Regions from separate parts of the Homo sapiens genome. Here regions 1, 3 and 4 are each linked to region 2. A link is a contact called in ENCODE Hi-C or POLR2A ChIA-PET data. All regions are on one chromosome and are shown on one strand. The core of a region is the stretch at or near the end of the contact, and the rest is flanking DNA. Distances in the headings are between cores, read along the strand shown. Region 1 holds the start of SERTAD2 (SERTA domain containing 2). Region 2 holds the start of LINC00309 (long intergenic non-protein coding RNA 309). Region 3 holds the start of LINC01805 (long intergenic non-protein coding RNA 1805). Region 4 holds the start of SERTAD2-AS1 (SERTAD2 antisense RNA 1).

What was found. Hi-C counts contacts between places; a loop is a spot of excess contacts on that map. ChIA-PET counts read pairs that join two places held with the same protein, here RNA polymerase II (POLR2A). Pooled maps may share reads with other maps.
Region 1: a map of naive thymus-derived CD4-positive, alpha-beta T cell shows a loop between it and region 2 (2.7-fold over the local background). The contact joins the promoter of SERTAD2 here to the promoter of LINC00309 in region 2. A Hi-C loop is called at or near these places in 1 of 168 maps with a recorded cell type or tissue (naive thymus-derived CD4-positive, alpha-beta T cell), 3 of 37 single-sample maps with no recorded cell type and 10 of 50 pooled maps. POLR2A ChIA-PET finds 5 or more read pairs at or near these places in 3 of 52 experiments (activated B cell, activated CD4-positive, alpha-beta T cell and activated naive CD4-positive, alpha-beta T cell).
Region 3: a loop to region 2 is called in a pooled map, with 2.4 times the contacts of the local background. The contact joins the promoter of LINC01805 here to the promoter of LINC00309 in region 2. A Hi-C loop is called at or near these places in 1 of 37 single-sample maps with no recorded cell type and 3 of 50 pooled maps. POLR2A ChIA-PET finds 5 or more read pairs at or near these places in 3 of 52 experiments (PC-3, WTC11 and common myeloid progenitor, CD34-positive).
Region 4: a pooled map shows a loop between it and region 2 (1.8-fold over the local background). The contact joins the promoter of SERTAD2-AS1 here to the promoter of LINC00309 in region 2. A Hi-C loop is called at or near these places in 2 of 37 single-sample maps with no recorded cell type and 8 of 50 pooled maps.

The regions. Positions count from the first base shown.
Region 1 is chr2:64,652,024-64,655,208 of GRCh38, reverse strand. It overlaps SERTAD2 (SERTA domain containing 2), which reads left to right and starts at 1,296. Exons shown (of 2, transcript NM_014755.3): 1 at 1,296-1,589. LOC124907776 reads right to left here and starts at 1,138. Exons shown (of 1, transcript XM_047446580.1): 1 at 1-1,138. The coding sequence starts at 929. The coding sequence ends at 498. RefSeq lists silencers at 663-1,482, 1,220-1,514, 1,623-1,952, 2,253-2,332.
Region 2 is chr2:64,203,973-64,206,884 of GRCh38, reverse strand. It overlaps LINC00309 (long intergenic non-protein coding RNA 309), which reads left to right and starts at 1,400. Exons shown (of 6, transcript NR_033837.1): 1 at 1,400-2,912. RefSeq lists an enhancer at 2,306-2,635.
Region 3 is chr2:64,484,741-64,487,737 of GRCh38, reverse strand. It overlaps LINC01805 (long intergenic non-protein coding RNA 1805), which reads right to left and starts at 1,385. Exons shown (of 3, transcript NR_147011.1): 1 at 1,308-1,385. RefSeq lists an enhancer at 2,474-2,997.
Region 4 is chr2:64,635,462-64,638,747 of GRCh38, reverse strand. It overlaps SERTAD2-AS1 (SERTAD2 antisense RNA 1), which reads right to left and starts at 1,824. Exons shown (of 2, transcript XR_940172.3): 1 at 1-1,824. It overlaps SERTAD2 (SERTA domain containing 2), which reads left to right. Exons shown (of 2, transcript NM_014755.3): 2 at 1,873-3,286. The coding sequence starts at 1,877. The coding sequence ends at 2,821.

The DNA of each region.
Region 1 (3,185 bases), core at 47-2,546, 450 kb before region 2:
TCAGCACAAGTTTAATTTCGATGAGATCATCAATTTGATTGATAACAAATCATTACAGAACAGTTTAAACAAGTCTAAATTTCTCTTGATGTTAACGACTTACAATCGCCTTTATGTTAGGTCTTAAAGCTTTATTATTCTTAAATACAACTAGTATAGTGGACCATTAAACTCCAAAGTGATCTGAAATGATATTGATTGGGGTGGCAGCCAAAATTTTAAGGTGCCTGCCTGCATTGCCTTTTACATCTTGACGCTGAATGCACGTGTAATTTTTAAAATAATCATTAATTTTCCAGTGGAACCATCTATCTGGCCTCTTTCCCTAGTGCTCTTAAATTCTCACCATTTGGGCATACACACATTCTCTTCCAACTAGTATAAATTTCCCTGGTAAATTTAAGTAGTTCCAAGCATAAGCTTACTCCACGGGAGGGAAAGGCTATCAATGTGAAACTTGTGGGCAGAGGACTGCGCCTCCGACCTGGCTGCGTCTCCTAGCTTGGCTTCCCTCCTGCCGGGTCTGCACCGAGCCCCGGCCGGCCCCGAAGGATGCAACTCGTTCGGTCCGGCTCCCAAAGTGCCGTGGACTTGGTGACCCACTTCTCGTGTCGGGCTGAGGCCACGCGGGCAAGGGACTTTTTCTGTCCCCGGCTCACGGCTGGAGCCCCCATCCTGCCGTTCGGACCAGTGCGGGCCTCGGAGGAGTGTCCCGCAGCGGACCCCCGCCCAGGAACCCCTGCAGGCAGCGAGACGGGCGCCCGGGCCAGCTCTCTGCCCCTCGCCCCCCGCGGGGACCCTGCCCGCCCCGCTGACCGGCCCCACGTTGCCAAATAGCTCAAATGCTTGTCATATTTGCGGTCGCGCGGCTCCGCGGGCTGTGCACGCGCTGCACTCGCCGCCGCCTTTGTCACCAGCCGCTTCGTCATTCGCCTGAGCACTTCTAGAGTGTGTAGGGGGCGTTACTAGTGGCAGTGGTGGTCCTCGGGCCGGAGTGTCTCCTTCTGTCTCCCCTCCTCTTTCAGCCCGTCCTTACGAGAAAATCAGGGGCGCGCCGGCCCGGCAGGGAGCTGGGGGCGGCGCTGCCACCAGGCGCCCACTGCGCCCCGCCGCCCCTTCCTGCTCCTCCTGCGGCCGCGGCCGGCCGCGGCCGGCCCCGGCCTTTATCGCGCCTCCCGGGACCGCCGGGGAGAGGCGGGCCGGGGCGGGGCCGGCGGGGGCGGGGTCGGGCGGCCAGGGGCGGGGCCTGCGGCGCCGGGGCCCGGAGCTCGCGGGAGGCTCGCGGGCCGCACGTCACTCCTGCACGGCGAGTGCTGGAGCACGACGTACCGCTCGCTCGGTCAGGGCGCCCCCTCCGCCCGCCTCCTGCTTCCTCCTCCGCTGCCTGCCGCCGCCGCCTCCACCATTGTATAATGCTCGGGGCGCGCAGGCAGAGAACGGCGGAGTCTTAGCTTCAGCCTCGCCTGCTGCCCGCTCCCCGGCGCCACCCTCGGGCCCCTGGAGCGGGGCACTCCGCATGGAGCGGGAGTAGCTGAGGAGTGGGCGGAAACCCCTCCTGATGCGTTAGTTCCCAGGTGGAGCTGCATGTGGTAAGTTCTCCCGGCGTCGGGCTGGAGGGGATCCGCGGGCGCGGGGGGCTCCGGGTGGATGGGGGGCCGGTGTTGGGACTCGGCCAGGGCTGGGAGAGCCCGGAGGGCGGAGGAGGGGCCGGGCGCCGCCGCGGGAGGGAGCCGGGGACGGAGCAGGTACGGGAGGAGCGCTCCCTCCCGCGGCCCCGGTCCGGGCCCCGCGCTCTCGGACCCCCGGCGCCTGCGGGCTGAGCCGCTGGGGGGCAGGGCCGGGGTCAGGAGGGGGTCGGGAGCTCGGAGAGCCGAGCGGCGGGCGGGGGCGCCTGGAGCTGTCGCCTCTACAGCTGGGATGTGTGTGCGCGTTGTGGCGGTTGTGTTGTTGTGAACGTGCGAGACTTTTTTTAAGGCTCGGATTGCTGGCGCGAAGGCTGCTTCACTTTTGAGTTCCGTGGCCGGGTTTGCATCCAACTTACTGTAGTGCGTTTTTGTGAATTTCCCGGTGTTTTTTTTAATAATGTTGAAAACCTTCCTCTCCACCCTCTTTTCTTTCGTCCATGCCCAAATGAATTGATTTGGGATCTACATGTATATTAAACTTAACGTCTCGTTGGTTTTTAAGTTAGAAATCTACAAGTCATCTTCGTGGTAACCGCCTATGACTGAAAGGGAGGGGGCTGAGGGGAGCCAGCTGTCCCAAGCCCTAGACTTTGTACCAGTAAGAGAGGGGGTGTCGTCACAGGGCCACTACATGGACAGAAAATCGTATTTTGTTTTGTTTTCTTGGCTATAAGTTACCTTTAGCAGAAGTGGTAGTAATAGATTGCGATGGGAGTCGAGTTTTAGGTTTAGTTTCTAAGTTTCACGAAAATATCAGGTATAGTTTGCATTGGAATAACTTTTTGCTTGCAAGCCGAGTCGTTTCAGGAGGTAGAAAGTAAGTTTTCACAGACACTGAATGGGGAGGACAGTCAGCAGAGTGAGACAGCCAGCCTCAGACCACAGCAGTTTTTATTTGAATCGAATTGGGCAGCCTCAGTTGGGCTTAGGGTAGAGAGTACATGTTTTCAAGCTTTGTTCATGAAATACGCTTTTTGATTTCCCAATGTATGTTAAGAAATATCCATAATGTGTGTAAAGAGGCTAGAAGTTGTAGTCACCAGGATTCCTGAGGCCCTAAGTGTTCACAGTAGCTTTTTGTAGTTAGAGACTAGTCCCTGACAAGAGTGAAGTGGGCTTTGGGCTTCGCTCCGCCCCTGAAGGACCGTCCACCTGAGAGCGTCTGGGCTGCTTGGCCGATGGGGGTTGGGGGTAGTTGCTCAGCTCAGCAGAAGGCATGTCTCACCCTGGCAGCTCCCATCCCTCCCCCTTTTTATAGCAGTCTATTCTGATATGAGTGTGCTAGGGTGTGCTGTGAAGATGAAAATATCCATCCTAAGATCCCAACTTCTGGAGTGAACAAGAATAGTTTGTTTGTGGATCTCTGCTTTTCTGTTTATTTTTTCAGGGTTTTTTTTCTTTTTATTTAAAAGAGACAAATGTTTAAAAGTTTTCCTTTAGCTTCATTGACTTCTTTAGAGGGGTATTATATGTTAATATAAAATTGTTTATGTCGTTCAT
Region 2 (2,912 bases), core at 151-2,650:
GAAGTGTTGTAAAGTACTAGATTTGGGAAGACTTGTTTTTTTCTCAAGCACAATGGGATGAAAGCCTAAACCTGGCGTTGCTTGTTTAGCCCTCTCTAGTTGCAGAGCCACCACTAAGAAGATGCCTTGGAAACAGTGAAGATAAGAAAACCATGTCCCCTTTAGCACAAAAGAGGATCGGTGCCCCCTTTTCCAAATACCACTTTTGGTCAAGCCAGGGTCCTCTGGGTCGCGCCACGTTCCTTCCCTGGCCTGGGCATTGTGCTGATTAGAATCTTGCTCTCTTTCTACCACCTGATTATTTGAAATGATAACAGCCTGTATATTTGCAACTTCAAGGCTAGGATATAGTTTCCTAGTGATTAAAAAATAAATAAGATTTACTCCACTCACCCACCCCTGGCCATAATAAAGCTACAGCTATGAATCAGACCCACCAATATTTGAATCTCAACCCCTTGACTTACTAGTTAGGTAGTTTGGGCCATTTTTTGTTTGTTTGTTTGTTTGTTTGTTTTTTCAAGACGGAGTCTCACTCTGTCACCCAGGCTGGAGTGCAGTGGCGTGATCTCGGCTCACTGCAAGCTCCACCTCCCAGGTTCACGCCATTCTCCTGCCTCAGCCTCACGGGTAGCTGGGACTACAGGCGCCCGCCACCACGCCCGGCTAATTTTTTGTATTTTTAGTAGAGACGGGGTTTCACTGTGTTAGCCAGGAAGGTCTCGATCTCCTGACCTCGTGATCCGCCCGCCTCGGCCTCCCAAAGTGCTGGGATTATAGGCGTGAGCCACCGCGCCCGGCCGGTAGGTTTGGGCCATTTTAACCTTCCAGGGCCTTGGTCTTCTCACTGTTTTTGTTTTGTTTTGTTTTAAACGGAATCATTTTGCCTACCTTCATGGGTGAGGATCAAGTTAAGTCAATGCAGGTAAACTATTAGGCAACTAGTCAACTCTCAACATTTGGTGGTTATCAGAGTTCACTATGTGGATGAAGACAATACAGCTAGGAGCCCTCCTAGACAAACCCTGGAGAGGAAGAGCTGCTGCAAAGTGTGCAGGAAGCAGGGGGCACCAATGCAGATTTTGCACCCCCTTTCCTCAGGAACTCCCAGGAACAGCCAGGTCACTCCCCAAGCTGCTTCCAGCACCCCCTCGTGTATGCTGATCACTCCTCCAGTGGAAGTGAAAATATTTAATACTTGGAGAACTTTGCAAAGGTCAACTGTGGCTAATAATCCATCCCCCAAGAACCTCATACCACAAGAACACAGACACACGTGCACACATGCATGCACAGACACTCATCTGGCTTAAGAGCATCAAGAGTCAAGGAGGTAGAGCAATTCCAGAACATTATTTTCTCTAGATGTCAACTTCCACAGAGCAGGGCCAGAGAGATTCTGGGACCTGTCCCCAGGGGAATTATTTCTAATACCCTTGATAAAATGTACAAAGCTAGGGTAGGAAGTAGCAAGGTGACAGCAGTGGTTAGGTGGAAAGTTTCTCTAAGAGAAAGAACTAATGAATTCGTTCAATTGAAGCTTTTTAAATATATTTATTCCTGTCACCTTTCAAGTCAGCAGCTTTTTCCAGGTGACATGGCAAAAGGGCCTGGCAAGTGCACAGGGTTAAGCCAAGGACTATCAATACTGCTCCCTAAAATATTTTCACCTCTGGTTTTGGGGATCTGCTTCTTCTCGGGGTCTCTCCTGCTGCTTTCCTGGTAATAGCACCTAAGAGACCCATGAAACAAATCCCCAGTTCAATACAAATTTATAGCTGAGTAAATATGAGCATAGGCTTTAGGAATCCACAGAATTGGAGCTTTGCTTAATACCAGCCGGGAAAATGTGGTTGTCAGTTAACCTCTCAGAGCCTCTTCGAGGCTTGGTTCGCTCATCTATTAAATGAGTCTGAATAAGCCCTACTCCTCCAGGTTGTTGCTAGCATCAGACGAGAAATGTATGCAAAGCCCCAGTGCCATGGCTGACACACAGGAAACATTCAACAAGTGGTAGTGCATTTTCACTAAGTAAAAGGAGTAATGATTTCTTTAGTGGTTTCTTTTAACACAGGGGTTTCTATCCATCCCAAATAGAGGATAGATATTCTAATAAAACAATCATTTATGTGATTTGTGATTACACCGTACAACTCAAGTTCCTGTGGAATGTTTAGCGTAATCAATCCGAAGCTCTCAGCAAGCTCCCTGGGCCTGATTTTCAAATCCAATGTTACTGTAGCAAAGAACTAAAGGAGGGGAAGAAAAGCACCACTGTATTAAATACACCCTCCTCCCCTTTTTCCTAAAGGCTGTTTGTCCCCTTCTCTTGATAAATCTTCAGTTCCCAGAGAGCAGAGACTCTTGGGAAACAGGAAGTAGCAAAATGCCAGTGAGAAAATCCCCAGATGAAGAGCAGCAACAAGTCTCCGGGCAACAGTGTGGTCAAAAGGGGGAAATTCCCCCATCAGCGCTCAAAAACAGTCCCTCAGGAAAGCTTAGTGAAGGTTAATTTGGGAAATTCCCTCAGAGGCCATAGAACAGAAACGGAAAACTGCTGTTTAAGAGAAATCTGAACGGAGCAAGCCAGTTCGTGGCTGCCTGGGGTGCTCTCTGCGTGAACCGCGCTGCTGCTCCAGCCTGACTTCCCCCTTTTCATCCTGATCCTGAGGGCAACCCCGAAGGGGTCCAGTTGCCAGAGCCACTTGACACCCACCCTGCCCAGGCTCCCAACCCAGGAGAATTAATGCCGCAACACCCAGCCTCTTGAAACGAGCTGCTGCTAAAGCAGATTTGCCTCCCCGTTAGGACCTCCTGTGACCCACCCTCATTCCTGTCCCCATGGTAGACTAGCAAGCCACAGTCATCATACTGTGAGTGTCCCTCACAGTCACTTGCTATAACAAGTCCAT
Region 3 (2,997 bases), core at 136-2,635, 280 kb before region 2:
CCTGATCCATTCCTCGAGCTGTGAAGACAGACTGGGAGACAGTACTCAAGGCAGGGCCTGAGGACAGTCACCCTAGTTGTGAGGTCATCTACCCTTGCATACTCAGTGTTCCACTGGCAATAGATTTCTGCCCACCCTTCAAAAATTAAGAAGAAGCAAAACTGGCACTGCTCCAATCCCACCATCCCATCGGTAGGAGAGGCCTTCTGGCTGGGTCCCTAAGGATGTCTCTGGGCTTGTACTGTTCCATTTCCACACTCTCTCAAAGTTCCTCTAGTGAGCCTAGCGGTCACCATCAGGCATGATGAGGATGTAGGACAACTTCAAAGGGTGCAGCTGGCAATCAGCCCACAGGGAGCAAGAGTAGACCTTCATTAGCCACATGTTCTGTCACCTGCACTGGCAACTTGACAGAGAATTGAAATCTTAGCATCATTATATGGCGCCTTTCTCTAAAGCACTTCCTCGAGCTTTCTACTACCCATACTCCAAAACTGGTCCACTTCCTATATTGTCAATCTGCTTGAGTTAGTGTCATCATTCACAAAGTCATGGAAAAAGTCACTTTCTAGTTATTTTTTCACTGTTTTGCTACTGTCCACAGTCACCCAGTCAAGAAATCCTGATCATTCTGCCTCTTAAATAATGTGTCTTCTCTCCTTCATGGTATCTAGTCAGGACTCATCTGGAGGACTACCAACCTCTGTCTTCTCTAGTTCCATCCTCAACGCTGATTCCAGATCATCTAAAATTCATGTCTGATCATGTAGTTGCCCTGCTCAAAAGCCATTGTCAGTTCCCCAGTGCCTGCAGAGCATAAGGCTGCATTGCGTTCAGGAATGGCATAGGGTACAAATAAATAAATGAGTGAATTAATAAAAACACACAGATAGAAAAGAGGAATTGAGAATAAGAGAGTTTTTTTTAAAAAAATTCCAGTCATTTGAGAGATCACCATTGTGATCCTGTAAGCCTTACCATGCCCTCGAGTTGAATTCTAATCAACACAAGGGAATAAAAATTATATTCATACATTTTATTCCACTATTTACTTAGAAAACTTCATGCCACCCCAGCCAGTTATCCGTCTCATTTCCCTTATAGGTTCAAAAGCACTTTGTACTGCTTCCCTAAGATTTGCACTAATGAGAAATGAGGTGCCACATGGTCAGTCTCATGCGGCATACCAGATTGTCCCCAGAGGTTCTTTCTGTAGTTAGCCGGGTGAACACGTTTAACACATTTTCTTTTAGCCAGAAGTGGGGAAATGTTTCCTCTCCGTATACATGACCTTGCCATGTACTCACCTTAGAAAAATATCTTTTTCTGAATGCACACAATGTTTGGCTTCTTATAAAACCGCAGCTCCTGCAATTTCATCCTTAATATCTGCAGCTTGAGGGTGGTAGGTCCTTGCCGTTGCACTTGACAGGAGCTGACAAGTAGACACTTGTGGAGTCCCTGATGCTGTGACTGGCCTGTTTCGGGGATGAGGCAAGGAGGAGCTCGTTTTGTATTTATGCACCCAGGCAACCTTTGTGTTTACTGTCTCTTTGGTCAGCTTCCAAACTAGCAGCACCGCACCCGTTAACACAGGCTCCACGGCCAGTTGCAGATGGGCTGGCCTGCCAGCTGTGAGGAATTGTTACTTTTAGCTTGAGCAATTGGTGGTTTCATGTGAGGAGCAGCTTTACAATCACACATCAGTTTCGCCTGACAAAAATCCTTAATGCTCACTGAGGTGGTGAAACCAAAAGGTGTGGCACGTACTACTGATCATACTGTCTGCTTTGATCTTGAGAGATGGCTGAATATTATTTACTCAATCCATTTAAATTTGTTGAGATCCTGTGTGTTTGTCATTGACCAACGCTTCAGGAACCCAAAGATAAGGTATGGTGAGCCACACAGGTGATAGATTTGTGAGCAGGTGAATGAAATACAGAGCTAGAAATCCTGATCATTCTACCTCTTAAATAATGTGTGCAGAAAGAAAGCCAGCAGGCAGGAACAAAGTGCTCGGGGGAGACAGAGGAGGTGGAGTACAATTGGGGAAGTTTTGTGGATGTTTGGTATTTGAGCTGTGTGTAAAAGGCAAGGAGGAACATTTTAGGAAGAGCCCGTGCCAGATACTGTTCTTGATGCTTGAGCCCGTGCCAGATACTGTTCTTGACTCATTGAATCCTCACAACATCCCTGTGAGAAGTAAACTATTATGACACCCATTTTACAGATGAGGAAGCAGAGGCTTGTGGCAGTTAAGTCACTTCCCTAAGGTTACATAGCTAGTAAGTGAAGAGGCTGGGTCTTGAGATATTTCCAGGTATGTCATAAACGCTCAGTAAATGCTGTGATGAAAATGATAATCATTGAATCCAGGGGCAGCAGCCTCTAAAGCCCATGCCCTCAACTACTGTGTCATCATGACTCCAACAGCATGTCAGAGAAACCTATGTGTGGGCCTTACCTGGGATCACTAGAGGCGTGAGTCCTTTTGCAGGGCACTCTTACAGTCCTGAGTTAAAATCGGGAGTCTTGTCTAAATCATGCAGCAGGCAGAGTTGGTCTTTGGCTCTCACTGGTCCCAGGAGTGACCCTGTCTCCCTCTTCTGCATTCCTTTTCTTTCAGGCTGCTTCTCCTGCTCTTTCCTCGCTTTTAAAAAAATCTATTTCTTAGTAAAAAATCAGACATTTTAAGTCAGAATCTTAGAACTTGAAATATGAAAAAAACATGGAAATCATTTAGTTCAGCTCCTTGATTTTGTAGATGCAAAAACTGTAGCTAAGTTGATCAAGATGCTTTTTCTTGCAAGTGACAGAACCCAATTTAAATTATCTCAAGTGAAAAAGGGAGATACATTAGCTTTGGGGGGTGAAAGCAGCATCCAGGATTCAGGAAAATGTCACTAGTTTATTTGCACTTTCTCTTTAATCTCAAATCTTTTATCTCTGCTTCAGAATATGATGGCCTCAATTGTTCCTGGTGTACTTGAAATT
Region 4 (3,286 bases), core at 575-3,074, 430 kb before region 2:
AAGAACAATTAATTACTGGACTGGTCATTGTGATTGACATTGACAGCCATTTTTTAAATGTTAACAAAATGAGGGGAAATGTTTCATGCAAGTAACTCCACATTCTTCATAAGTATTAACAAATCTCAAGCCGATTCTGATGTTGATAGGTCGCAGCTTGTTCATCTGTCTCTTCTGGAGACCTCATGAGACATGAGGTAAGACGGTTACCCCAAGTGGCAGGCTCCATGTCTACCTGTATACTGGCCTTGAGGGCAGCATGGCCTGCTTTGTGACAAAGTATGAGAAAGAAGTTCTGTGAAGTTTATATTCCATTTAGCCTTATTTCTTTAGGTCGAGACTTGAAATTCAAAATGGTGATCAGGTGTAGGAGGGGCTATTTAGCCTCTTGAAGGCCAGGGTGTTCATGTGGGACTCCCCACTGGGCCTGGCCAAATGCCTATGACAGTGTAGATGTGGATAAGTTATTAAAGGATTGAATGAGGTGTGATCAATCAGCTGAAGCAGTTCATTAAAAGGTAAGTGGCATTTAGAAGAGAAATTGAATAACTACAAAGCAGTTGCCTGTATATGAAGACATGAGAGTGAGTCACACTGAGGACAGGATTAGCAGGAGTCCCTGAGAGTGCTGTAGCTGGAGGCGGGGACGGTGAGGGAGCAAGCATGGGCCTGGCTTCATTCGAACCACGATCCTGGTCCGAACACCAAAAGACAGGTTTCTTGTTAAATGGTTAGAAAGTGAGATCTTTGAGGCAAAGGCTAATGAACTTGAGATTGTTCTGTTTAGACAGTAGAAGTTCTGAAAGGAGGTTGTGACGATGTCACATGATCTTGGAAAGTTGGAAGGCCCACTCCCCAGAAGGTGACAACCAGTTGATAAAATGTATTCACTAAGGCCAGAGCAAGAGAGGACACAGCCTGGCCTGTGAGCAGCAGGCAAGATGGGGCAGGAGTTCCTGGCTGCAGTTTTAAAATTCAACCCATTACCAGATTCTCAGGGTCTGAGATATGAGGTCATGGTTTCCTCAAAATATGCATGTATCTCTGGAATCACAGGAGGTAGTTTGTTAGGAAATGTCTCGAGTACCCAAACAGCAATGCTTATAATCAGAGCTAATTACTTCAAAATTAATCCAGTTGTCTTCAAACATAACTGTGTGTGGATGAAGTTGAGCCAAGGAAGAACTTAGGCTGGGACATACGCATTCCTCCCCTTGATTCTAAATGAAAAGTGGCGGCGGCTCAGTCACTGTGGTCATTTAACACAGGTGCAGTGCTTCACCACATGTCCCCAACCAGGCAGAAAGACTCCGTGCTTAATGAGGAAGGAAAAGCATTTTGAAAGCACACACAGTTCTACCCAAATTATACATGTTACCTTTCTTTAACTTGGTTCTTTTAATCCTTTAAGAAGTGCTCAAGCTGTAATCTATGACACCTGTATCTGTTTAGGTCATAGCATTGTAAGTGTTTTCTTGGGCTTTAAAAATAAATCTACGTGGGGGAGGGAAATCGAACCTGCATGATAATCTTAGGCATGCGAACACAAGCACATGAGCTGAGAAAGTCAAAATCATGGTTTCCATGGTAATTCTTAACTTGTCTGTGTCGTACACATTTCTCAAGAAATACACTCACCAGACTACCTAGTGATAAAAATTGCTCCACAGGCATACAAAGGTGGATTTTCTAACTCTCTCTTATTGTAAAAGGTCTTCCTTCCTCCCACCCCTAATTAATCCACGTGTACTTGTAAATAACCCTGGGCAGGAAACTGAGGTCCAAGTCCTGCCCTCTAAATCAGTCTCTTTTTTTATGGGAGAAATCAGCTTTCATGTGATTAATGCCATTTCCTCTCTCTCCCCTCTGCAGATATATGTTGGGTAAAGGAGGAAAACGGAAGTTTGATGAGCATGAAGATGGGCTGGAAGGCAAAATCGTGTCTCCCTGTGACGGTCCATCCAAGGTGTCTTACACCTTACAGCGCCAGACTATCTTCAACATTTCCCTTATGAAACTCTATAACCACAGGCCCCTGACAGAGCCCAGCTTGCAAAAGACCGTTTTAATTAACAACATGTTGAGGCGGATCCAGGAGGAACTCAAACAGGAAGGCAGCCTGAGGCCCATGTTCACCCCCTCCTCCCAGCCCACCACCGAGCCCAGCGACAGCTACCGAGAGGCCCCGCCGGCCTTCAGCCACCTGGCGTCCCCGTCCTCCCACCCCTGCGACCTCGGAAGCACTACGCCCCTGGAGGCCTGCCTCACCCCGGCCTCACTGCTCGAGGACGACGATGACACGTTTTGCACCTCCCAGGCCATGCAGCCCACGGCTCCCACCAAACTGTCACCTCCAGCCCTCTTGCCAGAAAAGGACAGTTTCTCCTCTGCCTTGGACGAGATCGAGGAGCTCTGTCCCACATCTACCTCCACAGAGGCGGCCACGGCTGCGACTGACAGTGTGAAAGGGACCTCCAGCGAGGCTGGCACCCAGAAACTCGACGGTCCTCAAGAGAGCCGCGCAGATGACTCAAAACTGATGGACTCTCTGCCTGGGAATTTTGAAATAACGACGTCCACGGGTTTCCTGACAGACTTGACCCTGGATGACATCCTGTTTGCTGACATTGATACGTCCATGTATGATTTTGACCCCTGCACTTCCTCATCAGGGACAGCCTCAAAAATGGCCCCTGTGTCTGCCGACGACCTCCTCAAAACTCTGGCTCCTTACAGCAGTCAGCCTGTCACCCCAAGTCAGCCTTTCAAAATGGACCTCACAGAGCTGGACCACATCATGGAGGTGCTTGTTGGGTCCTAAGACCCAGGGACCCAGCGACTATGCCCACCCAGACCCCAGAGCGTTCCCATAACCCTGACAGTTCTCCACACTGTGCATGCACCCTTGCTTGCCTTTTTCAGAGAAAAAGAAAATTTTACAACAGGATCACACTAGTTTTTGCTTTGAGCAGAGTTGGAGTGCCTTCATCCAAGTATGACCACTTTTAATACACTTTTTTGAGTGGTTCCTCAGAGACCTACTACCCTGGTATAGGAAAGAATCCATTTGAAGACAATGTTGCAATGTTGAATGACAAAAATAAACAGTTCAAGTGAAGCACAAGGATTAAGTTGGAAAAGCTGTAAATTGCATGTGCATATTTGTCTATTTTTTCTATAAGTTTTATTGCAAGAGGTAAAGAAGAAAACTATATATATATATCTTATTTAGATAATCTCAGTACCTTTTCTGGCATTTTTGCCCTGTATAGGTTGACTTGGCAAT